Linked DNA regions of Homo sapiens: regions 1 and 3 are each linked to region 2. A link is a loop called in an ENCODE intact Hi-C map of the cell type or tissue named here. Cell type or tissue: heart right ventricle. All regions are shown on one strand. Region 1 overlaps LCP2 (lymphocyte cytosolic protein 2). Region 2 overlaps KCNIP1-OT1 (KCNIP1 overlapping transcript 1). Region 3 has its middle 7.3 kb from the start of C5orf58.

Region 1 (2,500 bases), 150 kb after region 2:
GCACAAAGCGTAAGGAGGCCCTACCCACTCACCCCTCTTGCTTGATGGTCTTGTCCTGGCCTTTCCCTGTCAAAGGGGTAGGAAATTGCCAGCCTGTCAACCTGGCCTAGGGACACTTCCGTGGAGATGTGGATAATGTGAGTTTCTGCCCAGATAATGTGAGTTTCTGCTCGAGGCAAATCTAGCTTCCACTTAAGAGTCTGTGGTCTGGTAACAGAAGTTGGTGATCAGCTCCTCCCTTTATGGGAAGAGATGAGCAAAATGAGGAAGTGTCAGGGAGGAGATAGCCCAGGACACTGGAGAGGGGAAGGAAGGGCAGACAGAACAAGATCCCTATGGCAGTGAGAGCTGACTTCACCCTGCACAGGCAGCTGGGTGTGCCTGTGAGATTTTTGGCATGTGTGTGTGTCTGTGTGCACTCGTGTCTCTGTGTATGCAGGTGTGTGCATATATATGCATGTGTGTGCATGCATGTGTGCACATGTGTATATCTGTGTGTCTGCATACAGAGGTATGCGTATGTTTACTTCTTACAAAATTGTCTGAAAATCCTCCCTTCCAGTTCTGGCTGAGCTGGTTACAAAGAGGCCTTTCTTGATTGGCAAAATCTCTGATAAATACCTATTCCTGTGAAATGCAAAGAAAGCTGAGCCTGTGTATAAGGAGAGTGACACAAACTAGGACAGAAAAAATGGGCAGGGAGGGGTGGGTGAGATCCAGGCTGGGTCTCCCCGTGGCTGGGGCTCATGTGGGCCTGGGGGTCAAGGATCATGCACCCCCGGTGCCCCGAGCTGCATATCTGTTCCTGGAGACCCCTGAGCTTGGCCGATACTCCCCTTTCACTTTAATAACCTTGTGTTTCCACAGACCGGCCCCCCTCTGGGAAAACCCCCCAGCAGCCTCCTGTGCCCCCCCAGAGACCGATGGCCGCCCTCCCGCCCCCACCAGCCGGCCGGAATCACTCGGTAGGCCTCCTCCCGTTCTTTTACAGTACTTGGTGTCCACTGCAGTTATTTCCTCCGCCAGAGAGAAAAATAAAACTATAAACATCTTTATCTCATTCTAATTTTGTAAGAAAAGATTATAATCTTTTCCCTCGGCTGGGGAAAGGCAAACCCAAGCATTCACACGTGTTTCTTTTTTGGGGTAAAATACTGGTGGTTTTTATTTACTTCCCACTATTTGAGAGAAGTGAAAACTGTAAAATAAACCCAAAGAGAACCGAATTAAGTCCGTGGCACCTACTGGTGTTGCCTGGGTACCGAGCCTTCCTCTCTCCTGCAAAAAGACTTGCGCCACCTTCTGGCCGACACCTGAAATTCCAAGGACAGGAGCCTTCAGACCGGAGGAGACAGAGGTAGCAAACCCCGTTTTCTCCTTCTTCGAGCATACAGCCCGGTCCTTGTGAATCTGATAAGTTCCCAGAGTGACCCTGAGAAGCTCAGACTAAGGACTTGATAGTTAGGAATGTGTTCCCTTCACAAGTTTATCTACAGATGTATATTGCTTTTGAGATTTGAAGACCTTCTTTTGAGATGCAGGATTCACTTATTTAATCAGCAAATATTGTCTGAGCAGCTACTATGTGCCAAGCAGAGTTCTAGGCGTTGGGGATAAAGTGTGAACAAGATAAATAAGGTCCCTGCTTTCATAAAACTCAACTAGGGCTAGTTATCAGACGGTAGACAGATGTCTGAAAGAGATCATTTGAGTAGTTATGTGTGGTTCGGGGGACGGAAGACCAGGTAACATGACGGTATGGGGGGGGGAGGTGACAAGGACCTGGGACAGAATGAGCCAGTTGTGGGAAGAGCCGGGAGAAGAACGTTCTAGGCAGAAGGAAACAAGTGTAGGGATGCCAAAGAGGGCATAACCTTGAGATTTTCCAGGAACTGCAAGAAGATTCTATGGTAGGGACCCCATGAGTACTGAGAAGGGATCACAGGAAAGAGTTGAGAGGGCAGACATGGGCCAGCTCAGGCAGGGCCTCGCAGGACATTAACGAGTTTCAATTTTGTTTCTAATGTGATAGGAGGCTTAGCAGGAAAGTGACATGCTCACTCTGCTGCCTGCAGAAAAGAGCTTGCGTGGCAGAGTCTAGAACAGGGAGCTCAGATAGGAGGCTACTGCGGTAGTTCAGTGAAGAAATGGACATGGATGTTTGTAGGCAGAACATGAAGATGAGGAAAAGTGAGCAGATCCAGACAGGTTTTGGGAGTGCCGGCTCTTGCTGATGTATTGGAAGTGCTTCCTAACGTTTGGATCTTTATGCAGCCACTGCCCCCACCCCAGACCAACCACGAAGAACCCAGCAGAAGCAGAAACCACAAAACGGCAAAGCGTGAGTACAAGGGCTGCTCTCTCTTGCCCTGTTCCCACCAGGCACTCCCCTAGCCCCGCCCAACCCCCAGCCGACTGCTTTCTTCTTTTAATTGATGTCAGCCTTTTCCCCTTCCAGTCCCTGCTCCTTCAATAGACAGAAGCACGAAACCTCCCCTAG
Region 2 (2,500 bases):
ACCTGAGAAGCAGTGTGACAGAGACATAGTCACGCAGCTGTGGGTGGCAGAGTTGAGACCAGAACCAAGTTCCTTTCTCATTGCCCTCAAATGCTTGGTTTTACATCCAGTTTACATTCTGCCCGGTGCATGTACATCCTTGATGCTGTTTTCTTGCTGTTTGTCTATGATGGTTTTGCATGTCTCTCCTGGGAAGACTGTATTCTCCTTCAAGGCACAAGTCACATCTGTGTTTATATAAATTCTAACACTATTCTGAGGACAGCATGGTGCTGAAAACACTCTCAATGCCAAGTTATTGAATGTCCCAGTGGATTCTTCTCCCTGCCAAGTCATCTCAGCTCCAAACACTGCTTCCTGGAGAGATGCAGACACATCATTTTATTCACACAAAGTTGTGTTTAAAACTCCCCTTCAAATGTGGGAGTGATTCAGAAGTCCAGAATAACATTGACCCTAATCAAGTGTTCTTAATTAATTATTCACATTGGAAAAATACGTCTTGGTTCACTGAAACTCTGGAATAACCACACCTACCCAATTTGAGTGAGGAAGACACAACTTGGCAGATGCTATGGTCTCAATGTTTCTATCCTCTCCCAAATTCATATATTGAAATCTAATCATGAAGATGATGGTGTTGGGAGGTGGGGACTTTGGGAAATGATTAGTTCATGAGGCTGGAACCATGGCAAATAGGTCTAGTGCCCTTAGAAAAGAGGCTGCAGAGAGCTGCCTTGTCCCTACCCCTCGGTGAAGACACAGCAAGAAGACGCCATCAGTGAACCAGAAAGCAGGCTCCCACCAGACACCAACTCTTAATCATGGATTTCCCAGCCTTCAGAAATGTGAGAAATACATTTCTATGGTATATAAGGCCAGCTTATGATATTTTGTTATAGCAGCCATAATGGGCCAAGACAGAAGAAAGGTTTTTACTGTGAATTAAAAGAGAGACCACATGATTTCTGGGGAGAAGCCCTTCACACAACCACATGGCGAAACTGGGTGTGAAAGAAACTCCTGCTTTTTAAAGAGCTGCTTTAAATATGCCTTCTGAAAAAGAGTTACCATTTTCTGCTAAATCCTTTTGCAACCAGGAAACAAGAGTGCACCACGGCCAAGGTTTGCCGACATCATAAGTGACTTGAGTTTGCTCCATGGCTGTACATCTTCTCTGGGGACATCCTCAGCAACAACACCCCCTCCAACCCCAAGCTCTTTCCGGGGAGCTGATCCTGAGGCCCACTGTGCTATTGTCCCTGATGCTGATACTTTCCTTCGAGGTGGTTTTTCAAGCAAGGAACATCTGTCCACCAGATGGCAGTGTACCAACAACCCAATCAAATGGCTCCTGCTCAGATCAGGGCTAGACCTCGCTGTCCGGCTGGCAGACCCCAGCCATACGTGGCTATTGAGTCCTTAGAGTGTGAGTAATCTGAATTGAGATATGCTGTAAGGTTAAAATACCCACTGACTTCGAAGACTGAATACAAAGAAGTGGGGTTGGGGGGGAGAAGAAGAAGACGCAGTATTTCATGAATGACTATTTCCTATTGATTACATTTTGAATACTATTTTGAATATACAGTTGACCCTGAACGATGTGGGAGTTAGGAGTGCCAACCACCATGCCGTCAAAATCCTGTGTATAACCTTTGATTCCCCAGAAACTTAACTCCTAATAGCCTGCTGTTGACTGGAAGACTTACCCATAACATAGACAGTTGATTAACACATATTTTATATGTTACATGCATTATACGCTGTATTCTTTTTATTTTTTTTTTTTTTGAGTTGGAGTTTCGCTCTTGTTGCCCAGGCTGGAGTGCAATGGTGCGATTTTGGCTCACTGCAAACTCGGCCTCCCAGGTTCAAGTGATTCTCCTGCCTCAGCTTCCTGAGTAGCTGGGAATATGCTGTATTCTTACAGTAAATGAGGCTAGAGAAAAGAAAATGTTATTACGAGAAATCATAAAGAAGAGAACATATATTTGCTATTTATTAAGTGAAAGTGGATCATCAAAAAGATCATCATCCTCTTTGTTTTCATGTAGAGTGGGCTGAGGAGGAGGCGGAAGAGGAGGGGCTGGCCCTGCTGTCTCAGGGGTGGCAGAGACTGAACAAAAGCCATGTGTAAGCGGACCCACACAGTTCAAACCTGTGTTGTTCAAGCCTCAACTGTATTGGGTTAAATAAAATATCATATTAAAATGGATTTTACCTGGTTCCTTTTTCTTTTCAATGTGGCTATGAAAAAATGTAATGTTACATATGTGGTCTCATTGTGTTTCCGTTGGCCAGAGAAGAGAAACAGTGGGCGGGGAAGGGTCGCACTGGGAAGCTGGGTAGAGCCAGCGGTCACAGTCCCATGCAAAGTGAAAAGAGCATGGCCTTTGGTAAATGACCACCTGGGCTTGAACTGCAGCTCTGTCATTTATTTTGGACTTGTGACTTAATCACTTTAAGTGTTGGTTTCCCCAGCTGTCAGGGGGCATAA
Region 3 (2,500 bases), 200 kb after region 2:
TGCTTTCTGATTCTGTGGCACAGACCAGAGATCCAATAGAGCAGTGGCAAGCCGATTCAGTACTGTTCCAGAAGGCCATTGCAGGCCTGGAAGCTTCCACACAGCCTCATGTGGGAGGGATTACCCAACCCCGGTTTCTGATAAAAGAACTATCTCAGCTGTGGATCATCATTTGAATAAAAATCAAATGACTTAGGATCTGTCCAAAATGAAGAATGTTTTAATACTTTGTGTGTAAAAACACTGATATTTTGCTTCTTTTTTATTAAACAGATTTTATTATTTTTCAGAATCTTGTCAGCATAATCATTTTATGGGTGGATGAAATATTCAGCCCTGCTGCTGCAGGAGTTCTTTCACAGCAATTACCTTGTGGCACTTTTGCTGTAATTAGGTTTTCGCCTAGGATTTTTCCCTGGGTCTGGGTAATAAATGAAATATGACCAGAATTTAAATTTGTCAATTACAAGCAAGTGTAGTGCGTAAACACACAACAGAGCCATGAATTCCAAACCACAGGCTGTTGCTGGGGGCCAGATGCTCGGAAAATTAAAATGGAAATAAAACTACTGACTGGAAAACGAAAAGTGGCCCCCAAAGAAAGCAAATCTCCCCTAACACTCATGCGTGATTCTACCCAACTGTGCGAGCTCTTGACTACAAATTCTTAAGCGTGAAACTGGCAACTCAAGAAACAAGCAGGGATTTGCATTAAAACCGTCTACGCAGGGCTCTGATCTCCTGCCTTATGAACTCCTGTTTCTTGAGGCCAGATCAAACAGTTTTTGGACATAGTGGGCCAGGGTTCCATGATGGTGATGTTCTCTCCAAGCTGCTCAAGGACTGCCAGAGATTTGGGCACAGGATCGGCTATCTTTCAGCAGCTGCTGTTTTCGCTGACCTGACTTCAGTAATTGCTCCTATGGGGCCCTCTGCTGGCCATCTTTTGCAGAAAGGGAAATCTTAGGGATCTGCACTGTTGGAGACTTTGACAAATAATGTTTCATTAAAACAACCACCAAACAAAAACACACTTTTTTTTAACTTTCATATATAAGAAGCCCTAGACAAGGGAAAAGGAAGTCACAATTTTATAAACTTCCCAAGTGCCATGCATTTAATATTCATACAACAAACCTTTCTTGAGCATCTGTTGTGTATCAGACACCATGCTAAGTTTGAGGCATGTAGGGGTGAGCCATGGAGCTCATGGTCTGGTGAAGGAGACAGACTGGAATCCACACATCACACAAATGCATATTAAGTGAGGATTCAATTAGAAGCTATCAAGGAAGGAAGGATGTCCCAGTGGGGACGGTGACACGGCTGGGGCAGCTTTCAGGGAGGGCTTCCCTGGAAAGGGAACATTTGGGCTGAGATGAGAAGGAGAAACGAGCATGATAGGCAGAGGGAACAGCATATTTCAGGCCCTCATGTCAGGAGGCATCCTGGCAGATGGGAGAGCTTGAAAGAATGTCAGCAAGGCGGGGATGCAGGGAGTGAGGGGGAACCCAGGGTGAGATGAGGCTGGAGAGGGAGCAGGGGCCAACCATGCTATGCAGAGGGTTACATTCTCTCTCCTGATGCCTGTAGGAAGCCACTGAAGGGTGTTAAGCAGGTGACGAATGGGAGGTAGTGGGTGGTATGCTCATAATTGGAGTTTAAAAAGGTGATCCTGGCTTCACAATGGAGAACAGATTGGACAGGAGGAAAGAATAGATATGAGAAGTCCAGTTGGGAGTGTATTGCAGTCATCCATGGGGAAGATGATGGGGCCTTGTTTAACATGTTGGCAGAAGAGATGGAAATGACATTACAGAAATGTTTAGAAGTAGAATCAGCACAGACTCCGTGATAGGTGACACCTGGTGATGGAAGAATGGGATGCTAAGCATGGCCTATATGATCTCATTTAATTGTGAGAGCCTTGGAAACAATTCATATTCCCATTGTATGCCTGAGGAAATTGAGACTCAGAAAGACTCAGGGTTGGACTCCAGATTACTCAGCTGGGAAATGGCTGGGCCTTATGCCTTATAAACCAAAAAGTATCTGAGACAGATCTCAATCAGTTCAGAGGTTTATTTTGCCAAGGTTGAGAACACAATGGGGAAAAAGAGACACAAGCCACAGTCGGATCTGTGGCCCTATTTCTTCCAAAGAGAATTTTGAGGGCTTTGATATTTAAAGGGGAAAATGGGTAGGATGAGAAAGGGGAAAGAGAAAATAAAGGGAGGATATGGTCACATTCCACACGTTGTAGTGAAAAGGAGGGGGTAGAGGAAATAGTCAATTATATGTTTGTCTCATGCTCAGTAAATCTGCACTTTACATAAGATAAAGTAAACATGGAGTAGAGGAAGCAGTCAATCAAATGCACATTTGTCTTGGGATGGGGAGTGGGGACAATTTCTAGTCTCCTCTTGTCCCATACCCATGAAGATAAGCTGTTGATTTACATTGTCAGGGTGAGGAAGGCCTTCTGTGGAGACATGCAACC

The links. Peaks named below come from ENCODE experiments on the same cell type or tissue, not always from the same donor. Only the 100,000 strongest peaks of a DNase experiment are listed, where the experiment ranks them.
Region 1: a loop joins it to region 2, with 10 times the contacts of the local background. A loop is called at or near these places in 90 of 110 quality-filtered maps.
Region 3: a loop joins it to region 2, with 18 times the contacts of the local background. A loop is called at or near these places in 97 of 110 quality-filtered maps.

The regions. Positions count from the first base shown.
Region 1 is chr5:170,266,850-170,269,349 of GRCh38, reverse strand. LCP2 (lymphocyte cytosolic protein 2) reads left to right here. Exons shown (of 21, transcript NM_005565.5): 8 at 868-965; 9 at 2,275-2,341; 10 at 2,459-2,500. Among named protein-coding and RNA genes, the nearest start is that of LCP2, 30 kb to the left of the region's middle. In heart right ventricle, a CTCF peak has its summit at 1,303 (motif pointing left); a DNase peak (open chromatin) is centred at 1,299; H3K27ac peaks cover 855 bases.
Region 2 is chr5:170,419,828-170,422,327 of GRCh38, reverse strand. It overlaps KCNIP1-OT1 (KCNIP1 overlapping transcript 1), which reads right to left. Exons shown (of 3, transcript NR_109899.1): 2 at 1,713-1,942; 3 at 1-357. It also overlaps a transcript of KCNIP1 not described here. Among named protein-coding and RNA genes, the nearest start is that of KCNIP1-OT1, 32 kb to the right of the region's middle. In heart right ventricle, a CTCF peak has its summit at 1,309 (motif pointing right); a DNase peak (open chromatin) is centred at 1,307; H3K27ac peaks cover 442 bases.
Region 3 is chr5:170,224,463-170,226,962 of GRCh38, reverse strand. No RefSeq gene overlaps it. Among named protein-coding and RNA genes, the nearest start is that of C5orf58, 7.3 kb to the left of the region's middle. In heart right ventricle, CTCF peaks have their summits at 735 and 937 (motif pointing left); a DNase peak (open chromatin) is centred at 902.